7 separate regions of the Mus musculus genome follow, and regions 1, 2, 3, 4, 5 and 6 are each linked to region 7. A link is a loop called in an ENCODE intact Hi-C map of the cell type or tissue named here. Cell type or tissue: left cerebral cortex. All regions are shown on one strand.

Region 1 (4,000 bases), 51 kb before region 7:
ACTTGGGGAGGAACAACGGGGCCCCTTGACTCCAGAGGCCGTTGATGACGTGTTGTAAGAATCAGGAGCCCCAGATAAGGACAATAGCAACGGTCTGGCCTGCGACAGCCACCAAAGTTCCTTCTGCTCAAATCCTGGCTGGAAGATCTTGGGTCTGCTTTCTGGGCTCCCTGTGTCTCACCCTGTTCTGACAGCAGAGTACTCTTGGCACGATGTCTGTTAGAGCAGGCAAGGTTGTCTCTGGCCTCCCTCCCTCTCAGAGTCCCTACGTGTGACCATTCCTGGACTCATCGGTGGACAAGAGGAGGGGTTCTGGTGTCTACCTGGGTTGGACTGGTATGGAACATGAAGAACAAGGACAGAGAGGAGACGAAAAGTTACTCTTGTCTAGGTGTCTGCTCTTTCTAGCTTCTGGCGCCTTCAGAGCCCAGTACTGACTGTTCAATGTTACAGCAAAGGCATCAAGTACCTGAGGTGGAGGGAGAACGGGTGACCAGTAGTGTAGAGACAGGCTAGACGCCAGGCCCACTGTGGGAACCCCATAGCTTGCCCTGGAAGCTCTGATGAAAGGTGGGCAACCCTGTGCCTCTTGGAGGCACCTCAGGGCTCCACCTCTGTAATTTGGACAAGCTGTTCCTCAGACTACTAGACTGTCTCACCAGGAAGGTGCCTCAAGACTACCTGGAGTGCTGAAGGCTGACTACTCTTTCCCCACAAAGGCTCTGTGTTCCTTCCCAGACAGTTGAGCCTGCCTGGGACTTGAACACAAGCAGAAATACCCTGCTGTGAGGCTCTGAGGCTCTGATTGCCGGCCTTAGGAAGGCCTCCGAAGCCTAGAGGCCTGGGAGGAGGCCAAGGTGAGAGGTGGGTGGAGCCACCAGCCTTCTCCTTTCTGAAGCTTCCAGGTGCCGGGGGAGGGATTTCCAGCTTGTTTATGCAACTGTCTGCACTGCGTGCTTTTCTGCAGGTGTTTGTCTAAGCTCAGGTTCCACCCATGTGTCTGATGATGCCTGCAGGCGTGTGCCTCCAAACTCCAGAAACCTGACTTTAGTCTCTACTTTGTGTGAGCACTCTCACCCCAAAACGCTTTACTAAAATAAACCTGCTGCAAACACTTTAACAACCATTTATCCCCACCCTTCTTTCTCGTTCATGGCACAGGCACTAACACCAGCAGGTCTCCACGGTCAATTTAGGAAGCTTGGGAAAATATTGCTTATAATTAAAAGTCTAAAAGGGCCTCAATTAGGGCCGTGTTAGCCCTGCCAGGCCTGGTCCCAAATGCTACTCGGCTACATTCCTGTCCTGGCGGGGAAAGGCTTTTGATTGCTCCAAATCTTCAGTGGCCATGCTGGACCTCACTCTGGCTCTGTGCATCTTACCAGCTGCCCAGGGCACAACCAACCTGGACCTTGGGCTTGCGACTCAGTCCAAGACTTGGTCTTTGTCAGCATAGGACCGAGTCTCCCAGCTCCACCAAGACCTTCCTCCCTGCAGGAGAGCTGGGGGCTGGGTCAACCTTCAGCACCCCTCCTTGGCCAGAGACCAGGCCTCCGGAGGATGAGACAAAGGCAGGGTGCTAAGGGAAAGTGTTGAGAGCTGAGACAGGCAGAGTTCAGGCCTCCTACTCCCACACCCACCTCTGTCTGAGCAGCAGGAGGTCCCTAACCTGGAGTACAAAGAGCTGTCAGGGAGGGGAACAGGATGGGAGCAAGATGGTCACACACCTGACCTCTTACCCTCTGGGGTTGAAAATGTGTAGCTCAGGTGAACTGCTCTACCCCGGCATCTATGAGGCTGAGGGCGCTGAGGGAAGAAACATGGGGCACGTCGTGGTACTGCCTCCTCCTCCAGGAGTGAAGGCCCCAAGGGCTGCTGTCAGGGCTGGGTGGACAGAGGTTCTGAGTCAGTTCCAGAGTGTGCTGTCCCTCCCCGCACGTGGCCACAGCACCCACTGACACACTTAGACAAGGGCGAGAAAGTCCTCCCTCCCCCATCCACATTCTGTTAGCCCACAGTGACACCATTCACAGTCCTAAGAGAGTCACTGTAACATGCACACAGACCTCTCTTGGGTCCCTCCATGTGGACCCCATCTTTTGCAGCCTGGGCTGTCTCTAGTGCCTCTCTGAGTAGGAGAAGCAACTGCAGGCCACAATTTGTCCCCAAGCCCACTGGCTAAATCTGCCTAAGTAGGACAGAGTTGGAGATGTCTCAGGACGCCGGCCTTGGTATCCATCCCTCCCAGTGGATCTCTGAGGAAGGCTGAGGCAGAGTCAGGCCCCAGCTGCCGGGGAGCTGGGAGCGGCAGGGGAAGGGTTACAGGCTAACTAGAAAAAACAATTCCTAACGGGAAAGGCATTCCAGCCCTGCTTAGCTGGGCCGCCAGGCCGTGGGTGGTTCTTGAATTATGCATTTCCTTGAACACAAAAAAAGCAGAGTTCAGGGCAGTTCAGCTGTGCCCTGGATCTCACTCCGGGCCTTTGTTTCCAACCGCCTCAGAGCCCCTCGTGCCTGCACACACGCACACACGGTCCGCCTGGTCCCACCAAACATCCACTGGGACAGTGTTGGCATTAGTGTCACCAAAAGCCAGCAATCAGAGTGGGAGCAGGCTGCTAAGGGACTTTGAAAACGGAATGCAGAAGTGGCCAGGGCCCTGAGCAGCGCTGTCTGCAGTGAGGCACTGGAGACATTTCTTCCCCATTCTCTTTCCATAGCGATGTGGTTGGTGCCCCTGCTTTGTGGCCAGGCCCAAAGCTACACTTGCAGGGCTTATGGTCAGGGAACCCTGGTCTTAGTTCTACCCCTTGGTTGTCATCAGGGATAAGTAGAATCCCCAAGCCCGCCAGACCAGCCTGACTACCCAAACCTAAACTTCTCTCTTTTTCTTTTTCTTTTTTTCTTTTTAAAGGGCCAGTGAGTTGGCTTAGCAGGCAGTGGCACCCTGAGATTGTGGTAGATCAAGCTCTGGAACCCATGCATAGGTGGAGAAGAAGACCCAGCTCCACGAAGCTGTCCTCTGACCACCTCACACATGGTATGGCATGCGCACCCCCAAACAGAAATCAACAACAACCAAAGATCTCAACTGGCTTGGGAGCTGCAAAGGGCCAGGCATGCCAGCCAGAGCACTTCCCTGAATGGGACCTCAAAAGAAGTCTCGGAGGCGTGGCTGATGACAACCACTCAGATTCATCCATTGCCTTCTTTGTCAGAAGGACATTCCCCAAGCACGGAGCCCTCACAGAGAACAGCTAGTCTTTAAGAGGGACTTGAAGAGGTTATGCAGCTGAAGCATGGTCAGGGCTGCTTGTGAACTTTCGGGAGCTGGCAGGGAGGCCTGGACCTAGAGAGGGGCTGGGCAGGATGGATGCAGGCACAGGGCACCGAATACCAAAGGTCAGAGGGGAGCGAGACTGGAGATTGCTGAACTTACAGAGATCCCTGGGCTTGTATCAGAATGTGGGGGACAGGGCAGGGGACAGAGAGAAGGCTAGAGGAAGCATGGGGCCAGCTCGAAGAAGCCAATTTCTGCCTCAGAAGCCAGGGGTACATGAGGTAAAAAGAGGGGAGCCTTCCAGGACCTTGAGAACTAGCCTGTTTTAGCCAGTCTGATTCTTGGAAAGAGCAGCAAAGTCGGGCAGGCAGTCAGACATGACAGGTTAACTAGGCATGGTGGTCCAGGCCTGTAATTCCAGCTACGAGGGAGACTCAGGCAGGAACGTCACAAGTGCAAATCCTATTTGAGCTACAGAGTGAAGCGAAGAAGAGTCTGAGCAACTTAGTTAAGGTTCTGAATCTAAGAGTAAAAGCAAGAGCTAGGGAGATGGCTCAGCTGGTAAAGTGCTTACGTCATAGGAATGAATGTATGAATGAGTTAACTCCCAGCATCCCTGGTTAAAGACCATCACTGGGGAGGCAGAGGCAGAGGCAGAGGCAGAGGCAGAGGCAGAGGCAGAGGCAGAGGCAGAGGCAGAGGCAGAGGCAGAGGCAGAGG
Region 2 (4,000 bases), 94 kb before region 7:
CTGGACACAGTCTGTCACTGCTATCTTTCCTAACTCTGGGATCTGGACAAGTGATGGACTTGTGTCTCCTTTTTCTAATTTGTGAACGTGGCGTAGAACAGCCCCCTAGCGCATAAGCTATTAGGCTAGTCAACGGAGATCATGTTCAGGAGTGTGTGCTCCTATAGAAGGTGTCCCTCTCTACCTCTGCTCTTGGTATGTGTATCTCTTTATGCCTTCCTCCTTGCTCCTGGCCAAGCTTCACCATCATCCTCGTCCCTCTGGCACATAGTGAGTTAACTCCTTGGTCTCCATTAGGGGCGAGAGGAGGGGTCTACACCTATGTGGGTCTCCAGAGAGCTCCACATCACCTCGAGGGCAACATTCATCCATACATTGCATTTGCCTCTTTGACTCCTCCAGAGGACGAGGCGCCCAGTGGGGGAATTTTCAGTCCCTTCTGAAAGGGACCTCTCCTGAAAGCCGGGCTGGGCAAGCACAGGTAGTAGTAGAATATCCTTGAGCCCCACCCAGGGCCTGCGCCCTCCCCTCTCCTTCTCTTTGTCCCTTCCCTACTCCAGCCTCGCCTTGCCTGAAGCTGTGGGACACCCAAGGCCCCAGTCCTGAGAGCTTCCAGAGGGGCTGTAACCCTGGGTGCTGGTCAATGATTAATACTGAGCAAACTCAGGACCAGGCGAGGGCTCCCAGCAGGGCTGGGATCAGACAAAGGCCCCCCTGTCTGGCTGAGACACCATCTTGGTGAACAGTTACTGATTACCCTGTCAACTCCAGCAGAGAGGTGGGGTGGGTGGCTGCTATCTCGCCAGGGTGGAGGGTGCTCTGGAGGTGGGGGAACGTGGGTGGGAGATGGGTTAAGCTCTTGAGCTCCGGCTTCACTTTTATGAGCTGCACGGGGTGAGGCTGGTAGCATGAGGGTCTGCGGTGCTCAGGGTGTTTCCGTACCTGTCTGTCACAGGGTTGAGGAGAGACAGGTGCCTGCCTCCAATAACAGCTCTCGGCCACTCCCTTCTAACGTTCCAACACTTCCTCCCTTCCTTACAAAACCGGTTGTCTTCTTTGTGCTGGGCCATAGAATCCCCCTGGCTGCCCCACCACCACTTAGCCCCACAAACTTCTATGTTTTCCGCCTCACCTCGAAATGTTCTTAAAAATTCTTCCTCCCTCCCTTCCTCCTCTTCTTCCTCCTTCAGGAACCTCTGTCAGTTTCCTACCTTGTCATCCTGGTCTCCTCCTGCCTGGGTCCCGTCTGCTACATCTTACCTTAATGGTGCTCATCTCTTTCCAGGGTCTTCCTGCACTGGGCACCCTCTGCTTCCATGTCTTGCTGCCCAGCCTTCAGCGCACCACAGGTGCATGGCCTAGGCCAGCTCTGCCTGGCAAGTCGGGGGACTTCAGTTCCAAGGACAGAACAAGTAGGGAGTGAACAGAGTGCCAGGAGAGCTGGAGGGGCCCGTGGGACTCCTCCACACCCCTCGCTTTTCCTCTAGGACTAAAGACTGGAGATTAGGAGACAATGGGCATACCAGTGGGCACAGTTCACCCTGCACAGAGATGCTGGTGTCTATGATGTCCTTCATTGACAGAGCCACCTCGCCGTAGGCAAACACCCCAGCTAGGCATAAGGAGTACCTTCTGAGGGCCTGAGGGGGAATGCCATTGGGAGGTGAGGGGAGCTCAGAAGACCCCGTGGGGGCATTCCACTGCCAACTGCATCCCCCACTATCCTGGTCCTGGAGTTGCCTTAGCTTGTGAAGTTCATTAAGTCCAGACTTGCCCTGAGGACCTTAGCGATGAAGAACAAGGGCACCGAGACCCAAGTGAAAGGCAGGGAGAGCGAGGGCGAGACTAGTAAGTGGGCTACAGTGGGTGGATAAGGTGAGCGCCCAGGGGCCAGCTCCCCGGAGGCCAGCTCCTCTCTCCCTTGCCCAACAGGTTTTCTGGGCAGAAAACTCAGCTCCTAAATCTAATCTCAACAGGAGGGCGCCACCTGCTGTTGGGGAGGCTAATGTGCCCCTTGCAGATTGGACTGGAGAACTTGGCGTGGAGGCTCCTCAGGGAACAGATGCTCAGTTTGGGACTGTAGTGCATGGACTGAGCCTAGAAGACTCTCAGCAGGCTTAACTGCAAACCATGAGGCGCCTCCCTCCTCTTTGCCTTCTACGGCTCCACTCATTCCGGCCACCCTAAGGGAGTCTCTTGTCTTCAACTGGACCTCCAGTGTCCACAGCCCAGTGTCCTCAACCTCCTTCAAGGCTTCTTGTAAGAGCTAATATTGGGACGGGGGCTTCAGGGCCAGAATTCTTTCCCAGAAGCAAGCAGGGCTCAGCCTGCCGCTGGAGCCGGGCCGCTCTGAGATGGGCAGGGTGGGCTCCGCTACATCTTCCGCTGAGGAGTTGGGCTGACACCTTTGTGCCTCCTCCTAAAGGCCTCTTGGCATGTTTCTGCTCTAGGCAATAGCTGGGGACCCAGGTTCCCCTCCAGGACCACCTTCCCTGATACCCTACTATCTCACAAGACTGATTCCTTCATGCCTCACTAAATTCCTGCGCGACCTTACTGATTTCTAACGCCCCTTGCCTGGCTCACACATCTCTTCTGACCTGTCCAACTTCATTTGCAACACTCTTTCATGGTGTGGAACTCTACTTGGTGGGGCTTACTCCACACTCTCCAGTGGGGTTAGCTCCCATATGCATGGATTGCCACCCCCCCCCCCCCTTAGGCTTCGTAGATTGCCGTACTGGGAGCTTCCCGCATTAAATGGAGCTTCCTGAAAAGAGTCAGCCTCCATATCTACAGCCTAAGAATTGGGCAGGAGTGAACAAATGAGCACATGAGTAAATCCATAGCCAAAGGTGAGAACCCAAAAATGTAGTGTTCTGATCAAACAGAAGAGCAGCTGCTCAGGCCTGGCCCATGCTCTCGCTCCTTCTCTGAGTGCTATCTCCCACCCCGATTGCCTAGAGATCCTTAGGAGACCTACGTGGGCACCATTCTAGGAGCCCCTAGCGGAACCCCAAGCTCAGAATGATCTTCCCTGACTATACGTCTTTCTCCCTGTGTCCAGGAGCTAGCCCCATCTCTCGGACAGCCACCAAGAGTTCCTCATCTTATAAGTGGACAGGTCTCCTTTTGCAACAGGGAGCTCGGCTCAGGATTGGTCAGGGGACCCAGGTTGTTCCACCTGGCTGCTGTCTGGCTGTGCAACTGGCCACCCTCAGAAAGCTCCTATTACGACGTTTGGACCTCAAGCCTTTTCTGGTCTCATCAGAGGCTATCTCATGACCTGTAACACCATGACCTTTCTGAGAGCAAGGGAAACATGGAAAGCGTGGCTTCTGTGGGTAGGCATGGAAGATCTCCCACCAACATCCCCGCCCCCAGTGTGAATAAGTCATTTCACATTGACTTACTAAGAGGGAAGCTATCCACAGTACCACACACTTAAGAAGCCCCACAGAGAGGTCTTCTGCTGATGGCTAGAGGCCTCATTCAGGTGTCCCTTGGAATCAGCCTCAGATACCCACAGTCCCTCCCAACATCTTTATTACAGCCTAAGGAGACCATAAGCAGAGTCGCTAGGCAAAGCTGTTTCCAAATTCCTCAACTACCAGGAGTCTGAGTGAATACCTTACTTGCAGCTGCAGTTGTAGGCCAGTTCATTCTGCCACACTAGGTAACCATTGTAGAGTTAGATGCTTTTACTGCAGTAAGCGCCTAGCCACGAATTCACAACGAGTCTTAAAGAAAGGCTTGATGTCTCGAGTCAAAAGTGCTAAGCCACCAGAGGAACTTACACAGGCATGTGGGTGGCAGGGTTGAAAATCACACTCCATGGGCTGGTGAGGTGGCTCAGTGGTTAAGAGCACTGGCTGCTCTTTCACCTTCAAGTCCCAGCAACTACATGGTGGCTCACAACCATCTGTAATGAGATCTGATGCCCTCTTCTGGTGTGTCTGAAGACAGCTACAGTCTATTCATAGATAAAATAAATAAGTAA
Region 3 (4,000 bases), 100 kb before region 7:
CCACATCCCAATGGATGGGGATATGAGACTGTCTTCCCAGGCGTGGTACAAGCCTGCAACCACATGGGGAAAGGGTAGCTCAGCAAAATACGGCAGCCCCGGGTAGCAGAGATCTTCCTGTGGGCCCAGTGGGTCCAGCTGGACGTCTGCTCTAGGCCTTAGCCTGATATGATCTCTAAAGGGCAGGACAAACTCACACCCTGCTTCTCTGTCCTTATCCAGAGAGCAGAGGAGACCACCAGTTCCCCTGGGGACCCCTATCACACCAGGGTTCCCCTAGGACTTCCTGAGCAGAGTGCAACCCTGGAGGAGTCTCCCTAATTTTCTGAAACAGGACCCTGGGCTCCCTGGCCTAGGCTGCCAGGCAGTGAATCAAGGAGAGGGATGGTGTCGGGCTCCCGGGAGGAAACAAGCTTTCATTGTGTGCCCCTGGACCAGGAGGCACAATGGAAGCCTGTGTCCTGGCAGCAGCTGTGTGTTTGGCTCTGGCTGTGGTAGACACTGGCCTTGGAGAGGCACAGAGCCTAGGGGACCCCGGCTGTCTCATGTCCCTCCAAGTGAGACCCACGGGCTGCCTTTCTGTGCCCAACGGACAACCTGTATCTGAGGGTGGTTAATTGTGCCCAAGGGTGCATACCCAGCGCGGAGTCTGACCCACCGTAGGCAAGCATGTGCTTCTGAGCATGCGTGAGCTTTTGAGCATGCGTGAGCACATATGTACTCAAACAGGTGCCTTCCCAAGGTGCGGGCCAGGGAACAGAACTGGCTGACAAGCTTCCTCGGAAGAAATGTTTTTAGGAATGTTTCCATGGGTCTTTCAGTGGAAATGCAGATTGTGTGAGTTAGCAAGTTAGTGAACACATGTGTACTCACATAGACACAGGCTGAAGGTACTTACACAGCCACCACAGTTAGAAGCCAGTCGGACAGAGTGGGGGAGGGTTTCATACAGTGGTCACTGCCCAGACGCTCCCGAGAATCTGATCTTGGTTGCTCCCATAATTCAGCCTCTTCTGACCTTTGACCTCTGCTTCCTGCCGCTTCCTGAATTCTAAAGCCATCAGGGCTGGGGCCCTACGCTTTGCCTGCGTCTTCATCTTCAACAAGAAGTGTCTAGTGGGACCTTTGCCTGATGCATGAAAGTATTGTCAGTCGCACAAAATCCAGAACTCAAGAAAGACTTCCTGGATATTTAATAGATTTAATATTCTCTTCTTCGTCTCAGTTTTAGACTGTCTTGAGCTATGCAAGGTTCTCTGGGAGTTCTGAGCTCCAGGGCGGGGCGGGCTCTTTGGCGTGAGGGGGTGTGGTACTTCCTGTTCACGCAGGTTCAGAGGATGGCCTCTCCCACTGCTGAGCAACACCCTAGTGTGCACCTGGATGGTTAGTTTTCTCAAAAACGATGCTGTTTTTTTTTAAGTGGGAGGGGCCAACAGGACCCTCTTTGAGGTGATAGACCCTCTACTCACTCTTGGACAGAAAGTGCTTTGGTCACACGGCAACTCGATGTACTGTCCCTTGTTGGTTCAGTACAGGGATCTGGGGAGATTGCTTAGTAGGCTTACTATCCCCGTGCAAGTGTGGGCACTAGGGTCTGGATCCCCAGCTCCACGTGGGCAGGCATGGCGGCTGCCTGGAACTCTGGGACTCAGGAGGCCCCCTTCTGGCCTCTGGGAGTACTCACACACACAGCGCACAGACAGGGGCCAGCAAAATACCCACACACATAAAACAAGAGTGGGAAACAAATTTAAATTAAAAAACTAAAATTAATGATTTAAACTACCACACCCCCCCTCCACAATTAAAGTAAATAGCTTGGGAAGTTTTCAAAATAAGGGTTTACTTTTTTTTTTTGAATCGGTTGGCTAAAAATATAAAAACTCACATCTTCAAAATTATTTTGTAAAGAATAAGATTTTGACATTAGGAAAGACAGATGCTCACTATCCAACTGTGTAGTTGATCAGTGGGGGTTACTGTAATGTCTTGATTAAACGGACAGAGCAATAATGCTCTTCTGTCCCCTAAGGTCTCTTAGTGATGGCCTGGACCCTGAGTAAAACTGAACTGGGCCAGGTTTTCCAGCTGCTCTACGGCTTCGTTTAAAAAAAAAAAATTGAGAATGTAATAGCTCGGTCACAGACAGAATAGTGTTCCTTTTAATAAGAATATTTGGTACCGGAGTGGGAGGCTCTACCCAGATACTGCCTCCTGCTTCTGACTCATCTGCTCAGGACATAAAAAAAAAAAAAAAAGTCCCCTTTTCATGTGTATTTATGACAGGGTCTCATGCAGGCCTTGAACTTGTGATTCTCTTGCCTCTGCACCTCCCACCCCCACCCAAGAGCTGGGATTGCAAGCATGCACCACCATTCCCAGACCAAATCATTCTTCTATAAAGAACCTTGGTCGGAAGTTTTATCTCTTTCAACTAGGCTGCCTTCCGCTGGCCTGTCTGTCTATCCCAGACTGCTGGATCCTCAGAGAATAGTTTTAGGGTCCAGTTTGAGATTCAGGAGTAGTGACATTAGCAGTTGTCAGACACGCTAGAGTTGCCTTTGGTGATGGTTAATATATTTTAAACGACAGTGGAGCAGTGGTTCTCATCAGGGAGGCTGGGAACCACTGGTCTATAAGATTTATATGTGGGCAGAAGGTAGGGGGATGCAGCAGGGGGCATCTGGAATCTCAGGTGACTGTCTAATGACCCTTCCTCTTTCTATGAGGGAACATCAACAGACATGCTTTTGTTGAGGGGTGCCTGTGGTAGTCACAACAACTCTGAGGAAGATGGCGACTGCTGCTATGCTCTGAGGTCAATCTTCCACCACAAATGAATTCCACGACACAGGGATCTAGGCTTACGCATCCATTGCCACAGTCATGATAAAAGGCAGCCATCCCCTCCAGGTGCTTCCTTGTGATCTTTGTGTGGTTTGCGATCTGCTCTGCGTGTTATGAGACTATTTAACGGGAACTCCACCCCCTCACACCGCCCCACTCCACCTTACGGCTCCTAGTCCTGGTGTTTCTTGCTTGATAACGAAGGGACTCTCTAAATCACAGAGATCCCTGTTCACAGGGATTTCTGCTGGCTGAGCTCTGCTTATGATTGCCCATAAAATCCATTCCATCTGTCGGTGAGACCCATATGACATAGGGGCGCATTTGAGGACACGAGTCCTGACTTCAGAGCTCAGCACCCTGAAGAGAATGGCGTGCCTGTTTCGTTTTCTTAGAGGGACAACAAATGGTGGCTCTGAGGCTGCTCTACGTCTCTCCACGGTTTTCACACGAAAATTCCCTCAGAACTACATTTAAACGCCCCCTCCAGTGGCCCTCCACCTGTGGACTGTTAGGGTTCAATGTGAAACCTCCCCCTTGAGCCCATAACCGAGCATGTAGTCTCTGCCCCTGGTGCTGTTCGGAGTGCTACAGAGCCCCTAGGAAAGGAGGCCTGGATGATGGAATCGGGTCACGCGGCTCGGGTTTAAGACCGGTTTAGACTGCTTTGGTTCCAGTGTATGCTCTCTGCTCATCAGTCACGATGTGAAATGAAGAGCCGCATCCGTCCTCACACCACGATGGATGGAATGGAAGGCGCACCTTCCCACCATCACAGATGGAGCAGGGCCCGCCATTCCTTCGCAACCGTGATGTACCCCAAACCTCTGACACCACGTGCCAAGATACGTGTTTCAACCTCTAAGTTGCTTCTACCAAGTGTTTTGTCCACATTGACGAGTAATTAAGGCATGGACCACTGCAGGATAACGGGAGAAACGGACACACACAGAGAAACTGTACTAATACGGGGAGAAACGGGCAAGAGGGTGGAAGAGGTGGGGACAGTGTGGGAGCCAGACTGCCTGGGGATCACTGTGACCATCCACTAGTCGGCCATCATTGGAAAGAGGCCCCTTGGTCTTGCAATCTTTATATGCCTCAGTACAGGGGAATGCCAGGGCCAAGAAGCTGGAGTGGATGGGTAGGAGAG
Region 4 (4,000 bases), 70 kb before region 7:
CTAATGTGAGCTAGCCTTTCACTGAGCTGTTTTGTACAGTTACCTTGAAGTCAGCTCTACCCAGCAGACAGTGTGCTTAGAGGATGGGGCACTAAACTAGGGTCTCACTGGCTCACAATTTTACTCCATTGTATTTTAGTTCAAGCATCACTCATTGTTCAGAACTCGGTTCCAAAAGACATACACTTAAGGTGGGTCACCATGGAAGGATCATCTTTTGGCCTTTGTCACAGAGCTAGCTAAGCCCAGGCCTGAAGTCGCATAAGATCTGAATGATGCAGGAGAGTGTGATTTTCTTTGCTTGTTTGGTCTTTTTCCCCTACAAGTTAGCATCATCTTGCCAGCATCTCCTTCTTGGGCTTTGGGCATTGGTTCCAGAACCTCTGTGCTGCCCTGGTCTTTTAGACTTTTTTGCCCTGAGCCTTGGAGAAAGAGATTCTTTGGCACCTGCAGGTTGAGTCATAAGCATGACTTTACCTGTAATGTATCTTTGTCTCAGAACCAATCTGCGGGTAAAGGGAACATGTTCTCAGGCTACCTGAACAGGAAAGCTCAAAGCAGGGCTGCAAGGTCAAAGCCAGTGAGGGCTACATAGTGGGCACTTGTCTCAAAAGCCAAGCAAATAGCTTCACAAAAGAGAAGGTCTCTAATAACAAGCGCTCTGGGCAGGGAAAGTGGCTACACACACACACACACACACACTGCTTCCATCCTCACAGTGCTCCATCTGCCAGTGTTTCAATGTTCTCTCCCCGATGTGACATTTACTGAAATGTAGCTACTGCTGGGAAGGGACAGGAAGCAGGACCTTTAAGATGTGAACAGGTCAAGATCCCTATTGTTATGAGTGGATTAATGCCATTGTTGAGAGAGTAGATAGACTAGTTCCCTCTGAAATGGATTTGTTATAAAATAAAAGTTTGTTCTGTCTCTCTCCCTCTGTCTCTGCCATATTCATTCATTCATATATATATATATATATATCCCAACAATGCTATGATGTAGCAAGAAGGTCTCTTGGATACCTCAGTGTCAGTCTCCTGAATTGTGAGAAGTAACTCTCCTTTCATGATAAACCACCCGCCTGCGGCATTCTGTTACAGACTAAGACAGTCACTCATTCTCCTCTAAGGTTATCGTCGGGCACCAGCTACCCTCTGTTTTGGGACTTCCTTGTTTGCTAGAACTCCTGAGATCCATACCTTCTCAAGTTTCATAGATAATGGGCAGGGTGGAGGTGGGGTTGATATACATCCTGAACAATATTTTACTCTCAGGACCTCAATAACTACACACAATAACTAAAGGTTGGTCACAAAACGTGCCTAGAAAGGAAAGCAGGCAGGATTTGAGCCTGTGGATCTGCCGCATTGAGGGGACGTAGTCCCAGGACCGAATGGGACATCAGGACAGGACAGGTGAGACAAAGCGCCCTCCAAATTTCGATTTCTCGTTTTGGACAGTGTCTGTTCCTCTCTGACTGTGAGTCTTCCTCATCCGACACGTGTAATTGTGACGGTTCTTCGACTGTAACTCCTTGGTTTGGGATTCACCAAGGAAAACAAACCTCCGCTTGCCTGTGAGGGTTTATCTAGATTAGGCTGACTAGGTGGGAAGGTCCACCCTAGAGTGGGTGGTACCATGTCATGGACTGAGGTCAAACATTGAACGGAAAGGAGCCTGCAAGGTGAGCTGCAGCAGCATCTGCTGTCTCTTTGCTTCCTGACTGTGGATGCGGTGAGATCAGCCACCTCAGACTCCTGCCGCCAGGCTTCCCTGACACACTCTGACGGTACCCTCAGGCTACGTACGAACCAGAGTAGACCCCTTTTCCTTAAGTTCCTTTTCTGAGGCATTTTATCACAGCAGCAAGACAAGTACAGAATAGAGTAACAAACCCACACTCCAGTAAGCCCCATCCCTGCAGACGACCCGTCCCTTCCTCTCCAGCCTCTGCAGCAGCCCCACCCCTCCTTCAATGCCGCTCGTCTCATCTCTGCCTTCGGATTTAACTCCACACTCTCAGCTTTCTCCCCTAGGCTCTGTTCTCTCTTTCACCACACCACACACCAGATGTGTTTCTCTTTTACTCGCTGTCTTCCTGCTTGAGGAGGAAGCTCCCAGAGGGCAGTTCTTTCCTGCATTGAATATTGTATCCCAAGGATCTAGAAATGTCTCCAGCACATTGTAAACACTCAATAAATACTCGTGGGACGAATGAACGAATGAATGCATTTCAGAACATCTCCTGGCAAGCCATCTTGGATTCAGGACGGAGTAGCACTGCCACCTGTTGCCAGAGTTTTGTATTGTGAATACAAACTCAGGGTGAGCAGGAAGAGGCTCACCCTCAGGGGGTCAGCCCTGTCACTTGAATCCTATTCCATGTTCCAAATGCCACCACCCGACTGTAGCCATCTCAAAGACCTATAGCCTGTGACTTTTGCCTGTTTTATGCCCCTAGTCTGCCAACACCTGGTGACACCTGGCCAACCATTCTAGGAGTTTGCTCTGATGTGTCTAACATCAACCATGCACAGGAAATATTTCCTAACCAGAAAAGGGAATCATAAAAAAGAGCTCAATCCTGAGAAAGGATGAAAGAGAGAACATGAGCTGTAGGACCACATGGGATGTGGGGCCATGTGGGATGGGGGACCATGTGAGATGTAGGACCACATGGGATGTGGGGTCACGTAGGAAAGGAGACCACGTGGGATGGGGGGCCATGTGTGGGATGGGGGACCACGTGGGATGGAAAACCAATGAGAAAGCCTGAGGGACTAGCCTAGTTCCAGCTCGACTTTGAGTCTGCTTTGGTCTCTCCTCTATAAGAAGATGGCCTTGGGCTACATGGGCTTCAGCCCTGACTTCCCTAACAGAAAGGACAGGAAGTCCATGGCATCTTCAGGTTCTGCAGTCAAGTTGCTTGGGTGCCCGTGTCCTAGTTGAGGGTCTCTTCACTGTTGGTTGTGGGGACCTCTTGACAGCTGGTCTTTTAATTGCAGTTTCCTCTCAAAGCCTTACCCCTGCTTGAGCTCAGCCTTCATGGCCTGGCTCAGGGGCCCCAGTACCATGACAACCAGGATCCTCCCCATCCTACACACACATACACGTACACACACTTTGTGTTTGGTCTGCTTCTTTTAACTACCTAAGGGTTGATCTAAGCTGACCTCTGACTTTCTTTGGGTCTCTGTAGTCTGTCTATGCCAGCAAGGAACGACTGTCCCGCCCCTCTGTTCAGGTTGGGTACCCTCTCCTTCTGGCCTCTGCCCAAGCTCTGCTCAGCCCAGATTTGTGTCCATTGATCCTAGACCGCATGTGATTTAGAAGACATGTTAAGGGTAGGCTTCCTGGAGGAATTCCTGGGGCCTCTGAATCCACCTATGCTGGGTGGTCAGAAGATCTGGTATTGGGAACAATTACCTTGTTCCAGCTCAGGAGGAATGCCGTTGAGAAGCAAGCCAGGCCACCTTGTGACACTGGAGAACTGTCTGCTTGAACGCTTTAAGGAGCCCATAGAAACCCACCTGTCTCCCCTTTCTGTGCCCTGCCCACTTCTACTCTACAGAAAGAGGGGGCTCTCCCTGCTCTGCTTCTCAGCCTCCCTCCCTTTGAGCACTGCTGCTCTTCCAGCCCAGCTGCTGTTCCGGGAGCGCGCCTCTAGGGAAACAATGGACTGAGTGTCCTTTGTCAACTCCTCACCAAGGACTCTGTGAGCTCACTGCCATGGGAGCTGCTTAACTCCCAGAATGCCCTGGCTTGTCCGGCTCCATTTAGGAGCCTGTGAAAGGGAAGGTCCCATGGAAGTGACAGAAGTCATTAAGCCTAACACAGATGAGGTTGCTGTGAAATTTTAGCAGTCAAATTTACATTGCTGGTAAGAATTTTTTTTAAAGGATATCAAAAGATTGGCCAAAAAGCAAAATAATTTTTATAATGATTCTATATTAAAGTTACATTTTTATATATTGAGTTCAATAAAAGCATACTGCTA
Region 5 (4,000 bases), 290 kb before region 7:
AAGATGATATAACAAAGTGTTTTAGATGAAATGACCCTAAACCCCCATAGCATTCTAGAAATTTTGTCTCTTTTGTGCTGCTATCACACATGTCCCAGTAACTCTCTGCTCTGCTGTCCAGACTTCCTTTGTGCCTCCTCTGAATTTTCTCGGCACACCTTAAAACCTAAGATTTTTCTCAGTACACCTTAAAACCTAAGACCCACTTCCGCACCACCAGTTCCCCAAGTATCTTGGCTTGGAGCTAATTCACATCTTTATCAAAGGTCGTGGTCCGGCTGGGAGAGAGGTATTGAGTGAAAGTAGAAGGTGACCTTCAGAGCGGCAAGTGCTGTGGCACGGGCGCTGACAGCCCCAGTGGGCCCTGTCAGGAATAGACACAGCTCCCACATCTAGTGCTGTGCCTGGCTCCACAGGACTCCTCGGAGACTTACTCTGGCTGTTTGTCACTTGATGTAGGGGGAAGAAGAGCATATCTTTGAAAAATCAGAAGTCAACTTCTGGGCTGAGACTCTGACCTTCGTGAAATCCCTGTGTAGGCAACTCTTCCATCTCCTCTGTCAATCTGGCTGGCAGTCCCCTCACTCCCAGAAGCTCTGTCACTTGCAAAGGATAGCATCAGAGCAGAGTCACCTCATCTCTCAGCTCTTCAGAGAACTTCCACTCTCAGCTGAGTTTTTGAAGACAGTGGAATACACGAGGCTGCGCATTCAGGAGGAAAGGACTTTGGCTGTCCTGAGGCTGTTGGCCTGCCTGGAAGGAAAGGAGGGTCTCAGAGCCGAAGACTGCCCTAGGGAATGGAGACAAGTAATGGCCCCAAGAACAGAAGCAGCATGCTGAAGAAAGGTGGCTGGGCCTCAGCTCAGGTCTGCAAGACACATACATGGTGGACACCAATTGAAACTCTTTTCCTCAGGTGCCTCCCCACTTCTGGGAGTCTAGGCTTCTGTCCCTTCCTACTGAGGACCTTGTCTGCAGCACACTCATTCAAGGCAACCCAATTAGTTGCAGCTACCTAGGAAGTGAAGCTGCTGTCTGCAGGTTTACTGTCTCCAGGTGCAAGCCACCTGCAGGCCTGAACTAGTCAGTTCTATCCCAAAGCCAGCGCCCATTTCCCCATACACTGACTGCATTGAATTCAGTCTTAGCTTACATGTCTCTCTCTCTCTCCCTCTCTCTCTCTCTCTCTCTCTCTCACACACACACACACACACAGTGCTCTTTCTCTCTCTCTCACACACACACACACACACAGTGCTCTTTTGTTTGGTTTTGTTTAGCAAATACCTATTTGGTCATATTTATAAACTTTTATTCCATTTTAGTAAAGGGTATGTTTGATTCTGGGAATATTAAGAACCTACAACATGCAAATACTTGCATTTTACTATCTACCTGCCCAAGTCCTTCAGTGGTCCATATTAAGAGTCCCCACTGTCTTACCCAGAAATGCCTGCGAAGGCTAGGAACCCTTGTCACCCATCACTGGCCTCAGCTATTGGACAGAGCCTGGGGAAAGGGAAGCCTGAGCAAATGCTTAATTCATTCGGTGCCACCACTGTACACCGTCCTGTGATTGGTGGAGACAGCAGAGTGCCAAGAAACACATTTACCCACTTTAGGTGATTCCATATAGAAACCGGAAGGGTTTGTCACTTCAGGCCCAGCCCAGCTGGCATCCTCGAACACCAGCAGGTGGCGCTCTTGCACACATTATGCTGCTGGTCTAGCGCTTTTAGCCTACTCTTTTAAAACTTTTTAAAACTATTATCAGCACCTGTACATGATAGGAGGGCACCCATGCCCCAGCATGGATGTCTGAGGAAGTTGAGGGACAACTTTATAGAGCCAGCTCTCTCCTCCCGCCTCTGCATGGGCTTCAGAGATCGACTCAGGCTCAGGCTTGCAGAGCACGCACGTTTATCCACTGAGCCGCATCATGTGGCCCAGCTTACCATGCTACGTGTGCTTCCAGAGTACGTGACACCCGCAGACGCTTGCCTTCAATTCACGGCGTGGATGTGTTGCTGTAGTGTGATCCACATTCCCAGTTATCCACAAAGACCATGCCAGCCATAGAAGGAACTTGTAGGGCCTATAGCTATGTTCAGATACTTCTCAGTGAGTAGTCACTTAGAATCATGAGGAAAAGGGAGAGAGGCATTCTATATGCTAGCTCCTCCTGCAGAGACGCTGACATTTCACATGTAATTGGTCTCAGAAGAAAACCATCCTGCACCACAGAAACACGGCTGTGCTGGAGTAGAGACCTGTACGCAGGGAGAGGGAAGTCAGGAGCTGTGTCCTTCCTGGCCATGAAGAGGAACAGAAATCCCCTGGGTGGTCTTAGAAACACTCAGCACCCTGGGGTCTGTGTGGCCCTGTAGTAATTACCTAGTTAGGCAGTGCAACCCACTGCTGATGAAAAATTGAAAACCTAACATTGTTTAGTTTGTTTTGGGCTTTGCTTTTAGTTTTCTGAGTCAGGCTTGCTATTTACACTAGGCTGGCCTCAAACTTGTGTTAATCCTCCTGCCTTTGCCTCCTGAGTGCCAGGATTCCAGGCATACACCACTATACCCAGCATTACACTACTTTAAGATCTAGTTGGTGAGAGGGGCTGGTGGTGACAACCTTGGGAGATTAATTCTGAACAGGACCCAACCTTCCCTCTCCCCTTCCATCTAAAATGAAATAAAAGCAGTTACATGACAATAAAACCATCTCACATTGGCAGGCATGCTGTCCCAAAGCATGTTTCAGAGCAGGCTTATGTTATCTCCAAGTCCATCCTACCAAGTCTGCCATTAGCTGGGACTTACCCCAGACTTGGATCTTGGCTGGCTGTGGCCAATCTGGGAGGACAGGAGGGATGGATGGCTCCACAGGTGGGCTTGTATCTGCAATCCTGCTAGCAGTAGCTAGGGGAACGACTGCTGCATGCTTTCCTGAGAGAAACCAGGAAAACCTTAGTCACAGCCTCATGCTTACATTTGGGGTCCTTTCAGCCACAGAACCCAGCAGTAATAGGGGCAAGAGCAACGTGGGTGGGAAGAGTGAAGCAGCCATCTTCCCTAAGTCACTACACTTGAGGGTCCTAAGATCTGGGTGGCCCCTTGCTCAGACCACAGCCAAAAGCCAGTTTGCTTTAATATATAAGATGGTGAGGGCTTTGTTCCTTTATAGGGGTATGGTCTCACTCTCACACTAAGCTGTGCAAGGCTAGCCTAAAACTCACCACAGTTTGTGATTAGTGCTAGGACTATAGGCATGAACCACCGTACCCAACCCACTCAGCACTACGTCCAAGACACTACAGTCTTCTGGCAGCCATTGGCTCTACCTACAGGGGCAGCATGCACTGCAGTGTGGCCAAATGCACCTGGACTCAGGAGCCTTTGAGTGACAGATCTACCTCCTTAGCTTCAAGGTTAACTGATACAGCCCAAGTGCACACTGGACTGGGTCAACCAGACAGGAAGAGCAACATGGGAAGGATGTAGTTGGTCAAGCAGCCTTCTCTGGCAACTACTGGGCCTTCCACCCAGGGCAACCCGGACTGCCAGCTGGGTGAATTCATGGGCCCAACTCCAGCTTTTGGCAGCCAGTATGAAGTGTAGGGATAAAGGGTTCTGGACCTGACCAGATGGGCCTCACGGGGTGGGGGTGGGGGTCGCTAGGTGTGTGGAGGTGTGTGTGTGTGAGACCCCTCTCAAAAAGAGCCAGGGGCCTTCTGGGACTGCTTTTTCCATGGAAAGCTGGTAGGAGTTGCACTAAAGGCAACCGAATGAGGACCTCTTTCCCCCAACCTGGGTGGTGGTTCAGCAATCACCGCCTCGCCTCCGGCAGCTCACACAAAGCTTAGATTCAATGCCGCGCCTCCCACAGCAGAAGGAGGAAGGTTGCAGGATTCGACAGGCCAAGGCTGTACAGGCGGGAAGCCTTGGCTAGGAGCTGCACCCACATCCCCGAGAGGAGGCCAGGCCAACCAGCAGGCACA
Region 6 (4,000 bases), 60 kb before region 7:
GTGGCTCTCAACCCTCCTAATGCTGTGACTACCCTTTAACACAGTTTCTCATTATTTATTCCTCATAATTTTATTATTGCTGCTGCTGCTTCATAACTGTAATTTTGTTACTTTAAAAAAAAAAACAACCCAATGTCCCTCACATATTATATCCTGACCACCACCATTTCCCCTCCTCCCACTCCTCCCAGTCCCTCCTCCTACCACCCCTCTCCCCCAGATCCACTCCTTCAGCAGAGGGCAGGCCTAGGGGCGTCAATCAAACACAGCATAGCAGGTTACGATAAGACTAGGCACATGCCCTCCTTATCAAGGCTGGAAGAAGCAACCCAGAAGGAAGAAAAGGGTCCCAAGAGCAGGCAAGAGTCAGGTAATTTTGCTACTGTGATGAATTGTAAAGTAATTATCTAATATACGGGATATCTGATATGCAACCCCCATAAAGGGTTGTTTGACCTCCTCAGGGGTCATGACCCACAGGTTGAGACTCACCAGTCTAGAGTAACTGCAATGCAAGGTCTAAGAAGCAAGAGAGGGCAAACCGGCTTGGGAGCCTTGTCCACGGGGGCTGTGGAGGGTGACTGATGCTTTGGACGCTTCAAGGAGCCACCAGGAGTGTTTAAGTTGGGAAACAACATCCTTTGAGCCTAGCTTTTGGGATAGATACTCAGGGCCACACGTTGCACCAACTGGAAGAGGCTGACAGTCAGGAAGCTCTTGCCATAAATGCCCCTCCCTATGCTTCGATTTCATGGAGAAGAGACAGGAAGAAAAAAAAAATGGAGACACTCGACTTCTCGGGCTGAGAAGTGGGACCTGGGACCACCTGGGGTTCCAGACAGGGCTTGGTCCTGTCAGTGGGATGGGGCTAGGAGATGTTGAATTCAAGTTGGACAAAATGGGCTTGAGATTCCTGTGGGGGCTACCCAGTGGAGGTGCTCGCAGGGGGATTATGGGAAAGAAGTCAAGACTTACAGATGCAACTGTGCAGTCATGTAGTGGGACCTCTTAAACCACTGGTGCAGGTCACACCCTCAGGAGACAGACTTTTGAGTAGATCCTTGGGGAGGTAACGCAATGAGCTGTGAGAGACATGAAGCAGCCAGAGGAATGGTCCAGACATGGGGAGGCAGTTCATACAAGGAGCTTTGGGTAAGAAGGCAGGAGAAGCCGAGGGCTTGGGGTTTCTGTTGGGGTTGGGCCCTAGTGCCCCACAGGTTCTATTAGCTTCCTTGATGCCCCAGCTACGGCTTCAACACTTAGGGCTCTGCAAAGTCAAATAGTTTAAATTTATGATGGAAAATGGCCCTGGGGACTGGGGCAATTTACTGCTCACAAACGGATTCCAACTTGTCCATTAAAGCAGCTTCATTCCAGCCCCAACACCCAGGCATGTTCACACCTCTGGTGAGGAGTCAGGCCTGCCCCGGTGATTAGCCTCTGGGCTCGGCTCTCAAGAGGGACCGGCTGCTCCCCTGCGGGAAACATGACAGCCTCCAGAAACAGGGTCACAGCAGCCCACACTGCCACAGAGAGAGGCCAGGCCTGGCGACAGGGCGACAGGGCGACAGGGCGTCTGCTCTGGCCTGCCCTGGACAAGGCCTCTGAGGGGAGGCAGGCCCTGCCCCCTGGAGCGAATTGTGGTGGGGTTGGGTAACAAAGGACTTTGATGCCAGTTCCCAACTCTGCCATTTAAGAACCCTGTGGTTTGAACAGGCCTCCTGGCCTGAAATCTTTTCCTCTTCTGTAAATGAGGAATGGTAATTCCCACCTTAAGAGGGCTCTCTAATGAGGGGATGAGGTAAGAGTGCTAAGCTAAGCTCAGGGCCCGGGGCTGAGCACTCCCTCCAGAAACCAGATGGGTTCTTAGTACTGACTGACCAGCAGTCTGGCCTCTTCCCCAAAGTGTGAGTTTAGGAGGATGTCGCACAGGGTATAGGGAGCATTTGCTGAGGAAATGCTCACAGGACAGGGAAGCGAGAAGAGTTCCGTTCTTGCATCTTTCCTCTGCTCCTGCCCCTTGTCCGCTTCCTTGAAGGGATGGACTCCACAGTAGGAGTGGAATTGGACCCTGGAGGCTGGGAAAGAGAGAGGAATGAATACTCTGAATTGAGCTGCTGGCCTTGAGGCCTCTGTTGGCTTCCGGCTTCGTCTTTGCTCCCACTGCCCAGACCGGGTGGTCTTTGGGAGTCTGTATAAACATGGAGGTAACTGCCTGGCTTTGAAAAGATGCAGAATTCTTCATTCTACTGCTGAACACTCACCTCCCTGTGTAACTCGCGCTTCTCCTGACTGCACCTCCCACCCCCATGTTCCTTCTCTGGTACTGATGCCATTGCAGCTGTTCTCTTTGCTTCTATTTCATACTTTAAAAACCGAGCCAGGAGCTGGGAAGGAGAAGGAGATTGAGGCGGGGGGGGGGGGGGGGGAGATACAGGTTTTATGGTACTCCCACCCTACACTCCCTTTCCACCCCACCCACTGATCACAGAGCCATGTGAGAAGGAACTCCCTAAGGGAGACATCTCCTGTCTCCCAGGCCCTTAACCCTCGCGTCCCATCCTCAGACAAACCCAAGGCAGCCTCTGAGGCAGAGAAAAAGTGTCCAGCTGTGTTCCGGGGTCCCTCCTCCTGCTGACACACACTCTTAGAAAAAGGGTCATCAGTGAAACTGGTCAGCGCCCAAACCGCTCACCAACCACAAAGGGAGACCCAGGTGGAGCGCGAGGGGAGGGGCCTGTGACAGGCAAGAGACTTGTTTCATACCCTAGGAAGTTTCCATGAAGTCTGTGTGTGTGTGTGTGTGTGTGTGTGTGTGTGTGTGTGTGTGTGTGTGTGTGTGTAACCAGGGAAACAAGATTGACAAGTGTGAGTCATTTGGAGCCAGAGTAAGATGTATGACTTTACAAATCTAAGATTCTGGAGATAAATTCTACAGGTGTTAGAGAGACACCTGAAAATGTATTGCTGTATCCCAGAAGGAGAAAGAGAAGGCGAGAGGACACAGCACCAGGAACGAGGCAGAGTGATCGATTGATTGATCGATCGATAGGCACCCAGTAACAGTCAGGAGACCGCATCTCTGTGAAATGGCTAGCATTGACAGGCTGTGACTGGGGTGGGCCAGCTCTGCTCCTAGCTTTGGGGTTGGGGCTCAGGGAGGAAGCTTATGCTTGCATTTTGTTTTGTTTTGTTTTTTTCTCTGAGTCCATCTGGCTAGTCAGTGGGAGGCTAAGGCAGGCTTACCCTCAGCTGACCACTGCCAGTCCCCCTGGTGCTGCTCTGGTTGTAGCTCTTTCCAGACCCGTCTCATTTCCCTCCCAGCACATGGCCCCTCTCTCAGAAGTCCCGTGGCAGGCCCTCATATCGGTGGAGCAACTGAGCCAATGTTTAGTCAACAGAAACAACTTCTCAGAATGACTCTTTTTCAACTGCCTGGTGTTTGTTTGCTTTGCTTTGATTGGGAGTTGGTGGGTGTGGGGTGGCCAGACGGCTATTGTCTTTGGTATTCCCTCCCCTGACCATAGTTCTCAGTAGGAGTTGAGGTCCTGGGGCCTCTGGGCTCTCTTGCTATGGGCGCTGCTTCAGATCCAAGAACTATAAGCAAATATATTCCTTATCTTCCAGTGAACTCCTCCAGTTGAAGGCCCCAGAGGGTGTGAGTTTACCCATATTTTGGTTGAGGCCAGGAAGGGAGATAGCTTTGGACAAGATCTCTGGAGCAGGGAAAGATGGTGACCTTACAGTCAATTACACAAGTAGCCCCATACTCGCCTCCAGGGCCTCCGGAGACTTTAGGGTCCGTAATGAAAAAGCTTGGGGTCCTCCCCAGCACCCTCGTCCCCTACCCTGTCACCAACACCAAGGAGCACCAAAGAGCTTTGACCCCATTCCCCTGATTGATCGGAAAGCAGGAGTGTAGGTGAAGGGTGCTAGTGTCCTTCCCAGAACCACCCTGCCTCACCCACTTAGCCCACTCCACACACCCCGCCAGGGCACA
Region 7 (4,000 bases):
AGAATTCCCAAACTCTTGCCCTCACTCACATGAATGGCCTACGTGCCACTCACTCCTGCAGACAGCACGGGGCAGCTAAAGGAAGCCAAATTCAGGCACTTCCTCTGTCCTTCCCTTCCTTGTCATGGGGTCCCACAGGCATGTCCAGGGGAATTCCTTCTTCCAATTCCCATGAGAAATAAAGCAAGTCTGCTCAGCCAAACCCGCACCTCTCCTCCCAACAAGGTCTGGGCCTGTGGGGGAAAAAAGCCAACAGCTCTCAAGCCAGACTTCTCTGTAGCTCTGGTCTTGAAAGACGGCCTGTAACTGTTGTCTTTGCTGTTGCCTGAGGTCCCTCCCACCTCGGGTATGGGGCTCTCTACTCTCTACTCTCGCCATCCAGGTCTCATCCCATTTCTCTGTACATAAGGCATAGATGTTGTGAGTGAGCATCAGTTTGGAGCACAAAACACTGTCTTCTCTCTCCTCGAAGCAGGAATTGTGAAGATTCACCCTCCAGGCTGAGAGAAAGCATGACTAAGGAATAGTATTGAAAAACAACCCATTCCAACCATTGTGATGGTAAATTCTGTGTTTTCAATTGCAAGTCTTTAAGTTTTAAATTTTTTAATGAAAAGTTCTTTTCTTAAAAGAAAAATAATAATCAGTTCAAAGCCAGAGATAGTGGCACACATCTGGGATTCTAGCACTGAAAAGGCTGAGGCAGCAAAATGACAAGTTCCAGGCTAATCTGGGCTACACAGTGAGACCCTTTCAAAAAGAGAGACTGAAAGGGTAAGGGGTGGGTTTGGGGTTTTTGTTTTTTTTTTTTTCACTTCTAATATATCATTGGCCAACAAACTTTGGTTCATTTAATTTCTAACTAAAGCATGAATTTCCATGAATTTCCAACACAGTGCAGCCTATAGGATAGAATGCAACATATCCTATAATTCAAATTTTTCTAGAAGTCAAGCTTATAAAGTAGAAAGAAACTGATAAAAATCATTCAAACAACAAGTTTCCTTAACTCAAGATACGGTTTCTACATGACATGGTGGCGAACAATAATAATAAGCGATTTTTCTATTGTTCTTGCCTTCCTTTTCCCTGTTTTTAAAAAGCCACTGTAGGCAGATGCGGTGCTCTCTCTAGTGATCCCAGCATCTGGGAGGCTGAAATTCAGTGGGTCTAAGTCTGAGGCAAGCGATCCTGGGCTGCATATCAAGATCTTGTTGGAAACAAAAGAGAGAACACAGAACGAGAGAGGAGAGAAATGGAGGAGAAGAGAGAGAGAGAAGAGAGGGGAAGGAAAAGCAGAGATGCAGTTAAAAACAGGCACAGAGAAAGCAGGATGCAATTGAGAGTCTCCATCTCGTCTGGTACCAACAATGATCACTTAGAATCAGCCAAAACCACTGACTAGGGATAAGAAAGACCATAGAATTTATACACTCTGATTTTTTTTTTCAGGGATCAACCCCCTCTCCCAAAGAATGTACAAACAGAAAGGGGCTTGAGATGTTTCTCAGTGACAGGGCATCATCTCATAACAGGCCACCCTAGAGCTGGCGCTAGGGGTCACTAATTCAGATAGCCATTTAATGGCCAATTCTCTGCTGTTGGACCCTTTCCAGTCAGTTTTCAATTTAGACCAGGCCACCAGGACCACCATGTCAGTCAAGTATAAACCAAGAGCTATGTTTGAAAGCTGAGGCGCCCCTGTCGCTGGCTTGCTCAGGAAACCCAGGGAAGGCCTCCCATCCCTGCCTCATTCACTTAATGATGAGCATGAAAAAGAGACTCTACCCCATGATAAAGACGGAGGACGTTCCAAATAATCATACCAATAATAACTAAAGACCATGTGTTCACTGAACCTTGGGCACATCTCTCCCAGGAGTATCCATATTTCAGGTGATCAAAATACATGCCTGACAAGAGATCTCTGTATTCTCTGTATTGAAAGCTCAACTCTGCTGGCTGAAAATGAAATTTAAACTTTTTTGAAATGTAAGATTTGCTGACTAACTTATTTTACTTTGTCTACTTTATCTGGTTGTTCTGGGAACGGAAGCCTGAGGCGCTGTAGGTGCTAAGTGAGAGCTGCATTCCTAAGCCCACTTCACCTTGGAGCTCACCAAAGCTGCTCAGGGTGGCCTTGAACTCACTGTGTAGCCCAAGCAGCTCTTGAACTTGGGATCTTCCCGCCTCAGCACCTCACCTCACCTCACCCCACCCCACAAGTAGCCGAGCATTCCTCACCAACCCAGTTTCATTTCTACACATTCTTGCAAAACAGCAAGCCCCAGAACTGTCTGTCTCGGCCAGTTACAGTCAACAATCCCAGTTTAAGGAAGAAAGCCCGAGGTGTAATTAGAGCATCACGATGCAGTACTGCCACCTGTCGGCAGCCTCAATCCCAGCACGTTCCCCAGGAGGATACAATCAGCTTCTAGGACTGTTTCTTTCAAAATGTGCTCTCTGATCCACGTAGCTTGTTAAAAATGCACATTGCTGAGCCATGTAGGACCCGAGTCCACATGACAGACACCAAACAGCCACACTTAACTGAATGTCCCAAGTGATCTTTATGCACAGTAAACTCGAGAAAATGATCAATCTAAAGGACTTGTCTAATCGATGCAAGCTGAGAAAACTCAGAGGCAGCGAATGCTGGAGAACTCGTTTTCCCTGATGCTGAACAGAGCGAAGACTGCTATTTGTTGAGTCTGGTGGGATCCACAGAGTTGGTTTATGTAGAAATAACACCTTGTGCCTAGTACACAAAGCTAAAACAAACCTAAGTCCCATCTCCCTGTCTCTGTCTCTATGTCTCTTTCTGTCTCTGTCTCCTTGTCTTTGTCTCTCTCTGTCTGTCTCTGTCTCCCTGTCTCTGTCTCTTTCTATCTCTCTCTTTGTCTCTCTCCCTCTGTCTGCCTCTCTCTCTTTCTCTCTGATGACACCCCAAAACCCTGTCATCAGGTACCTGTAGCTCCCCTCCCTTGTCACCCCAGCCCAACTCTGTCCCCTTCACATCTGGATCCAGCCAGCTGCTTCAGAGCCCTCTCACTTCACCTCCATTCCTTGACCCTGCTGCTTTATAAACCTTGCAGTACTCACTACCCGTCAAGGTGACAGCTTGTCCCGTATCACCTTCCCAGAGGCCTCTCTGGGGAACCTTTTAGGCTAAACTAGGTTCTCCCCTCCTTGCTAACCACAAAAATTTGCTATATGCAACCACATTGCCTGATACACACATCCTGCCCACACGCATGACTGTAAACTCTTCACAGGCAGAAAGAGCTGTGTCTCCAAGAGTCCCCAACCTGGCAAAACCTCTACCTTGTAGCTAGCAGGCTTCCCTCAGCCTTTGTAGAATGAATATGTATTTTCAAAAACAACAAGAAATCTGTCTGATTTTTTTTCCCCAATGGTAAAGCGGTAAGACTGGGAGGGTGCAGGGAGAGGGCAGGAACAGAGCAACCTGGGAATGTCCTCACCACCTCCCAGGAAAGGAGCGATTTCCCCAGAGGACAGAGGCCTGTCACATCTTGCCCAGCTAATCTGACAGAAGCCAGCTGCAGTGGTTGTCCTGCCCTGGGGAAGACGTGCTGGGGCTGGGAACCACTTGCCACTGTTTGCCCCTGGGGACAGGGCCACAGGGGAACGGTAATTGACTTGTCTCCGAGATTTATTTATTAATTCCTAGCTGCACCATTTGATGTGGTTTCCAGGAGGCACGAGTTGAAATCTGTTCCCTGTCTTTACCCCACAACCCAGTGAAGCAATGGTCCCTAGGGAGCCCGGTAAACCTCAGGGCCAGCTCACCAGAGAGACTCCAGGCAGGCAGGGTCTAGACATGGTGCCCACCACACAGAAGGGCTGAGCTCCTGTGATGCTGCAGATTCTGATACTGGTAAGACTGAGTAAGAAACCTCAGGAGGATGCTTAGGAGGCCTGGATCTCCGTGGGATGTGTAACCGTGCTTTTGGGCTACTTTATTGGGTTCTTCTCTCTG

What was found. Hi-C counts contacts between places; a loop is a spot of excess contacts. Peaks named below come from ENCODE experiments on the same cell type or tissue, not always from the same donor. Only the 100,000 strongest peaks of a DNase experiment are listed, where the experiment ranks them.
Region 1: a loop joins it to region 7, with 2.2 times the contacts of the local background. A loop is called at or near these places in 11 of 42 quality-filtered maps.
Region 2: it touches region 7 in a loop (6-fold over the local background); 5 of 42 quality-filtered maps call a loop at or near these places.
Region 3: a loop joins it to region 7, with 2.1 times the contacts of the local background. A loop is called at or near these places in 4 of 42 quality-filtered maps.
Region 4: a loop joins it to region 7, with 2.4 times the contacts of the local background. A loop is called at or near these places in 15 of 42 quality-filtered maps.
Region 5: it touches region 7 in a loop (7-fold over the local background); 24 of 42 quality-filtered maps call a loop at or near these places.
Region 6: it touches region 7 in a loop (2.2-fold over the local background); 16 of 42 quality-filtered maps call a loop at or near these places.

What each region holds. Positions count from the first base shown.
Region 1 is chr17:83,953,051-83,957,050 of GRCm38, reverse strand. It overlaps Gm41638 (a long non-coding RNA gene), which reads left to right. Exons shown (of 2, transcript XR_003952366.1): 2 at 2,915-4,000. It overlaps Gm35229 (a long non-coding RNA gene), which reads right to left and starts at 2,924. Exons shown (of 4, transcript XR_385830.4): 1 at 2,067-2,924; 2 at 1,728-1,884; 3 at 182-469. In left cerebral cortex, a CTCF peak has its summit at 2,379; DNase peaks (open chromatin) are centred at 2,430 and 3,198; H3K27ac peaks cover 3,446 bases.
Region 2 is chr17:83,995,966-83,999,965 of GRCm38, reverse strand. 8430430B14Rik (RIKEN cDNA 8430430B14 gene) reads right to left here and starts at 1,414. Exons shown (of 2, transcript NR_130994.1): 1 at 1,261-1,414. In left cerebral cortex, CTCF peaks have their summits at 1,995 (motif pointing left) and 3,955 (motif pointing left); a DNase peak (open chromatin) is centred at 1,983.
Region 3 is chr17:84,005,867-84,009,866 of GRCm38, reverse strand. All of the region lies in intron 1 of 8430430B14Rik (RIKEN cDNA 8430430B14 gene), which reads right to left. Among named protein-coding and RNA genes, the nearest start is that of 8430430B14Rik, 9.3 kb to the right of the region's middle. In left cerebral cortex, a CTCF peak has its summit at 1,687 (motif pointing left); a DNase peak (open chromatin) is centred at 451; H3K27ac peaks cover 828 bases.
Region 4 is chr17:83,971,882-83,975,881 of GRCm38, reverse strand. No RefSeq gene overlaps it. Among named protein-coding and RNA genes, the nearest start is that of Gm35457, 9.9 kb to the right of the region's middle. In left cerebral cortex, CTCF peaks have their summits at 2,288 and 3,640; DNase peaks (open chromatin) are centred at 2,217 and 3,678; H3K27ac peaks cover 863 bases.
Region 5 is chr17:84,188,791-84,192,790 of GRCm38, reverse strand. Thada (thyroid adenoma associated) reads left to right here. Exons shown (of 38, transcript NM_183021.3): 38 at 460-2,735. The coding sequence ends at 840. It overlaps Gm36279 (a long non-coding RNA gene), which reads right to left and starts at 603. Exons shown (of 4, transcript XR_385852.4): 1 at 519-603. In left cerebral cortex, CTCF peaks have their summits at 1,687 (motif pointing right) and 2,901; DNase peaks (open chromatin) are centred at 1,684 and 3,504; H3K4me3 peaks cover 286 bases; H3K27ac peaks cover 625 bases.
Region 6 is chr17:83,962,354-83,966,353 of GRCm38, reverse strand. It overlaps Gm35457 (a long non-coding RNA gene), which reads right to left and starts at 2,379. Exons shown (of 3, transcript XR_385836.2): 1 at 976-2,379. In left cerebral cortex, no CTCF peak of the experiment used is centred here; a DNase peak (open chromatin) is centred at 2,279; H3K27ac peaks cover 258 bases.
Region 7 is chr17:83,901,938-83,905,937 of GRCm38, reverse strand. No RefSeq gene overlaps it. Among named protein-coding and RNA genes, the nearest start is that of 1810073O08Rik, 14 kb to the left of the region's middle. In left cerebral cortex, a CTCF peak has its summit at 2,391 (motif pointing left); a DNase peak (open chromatin) is centred at 2,361.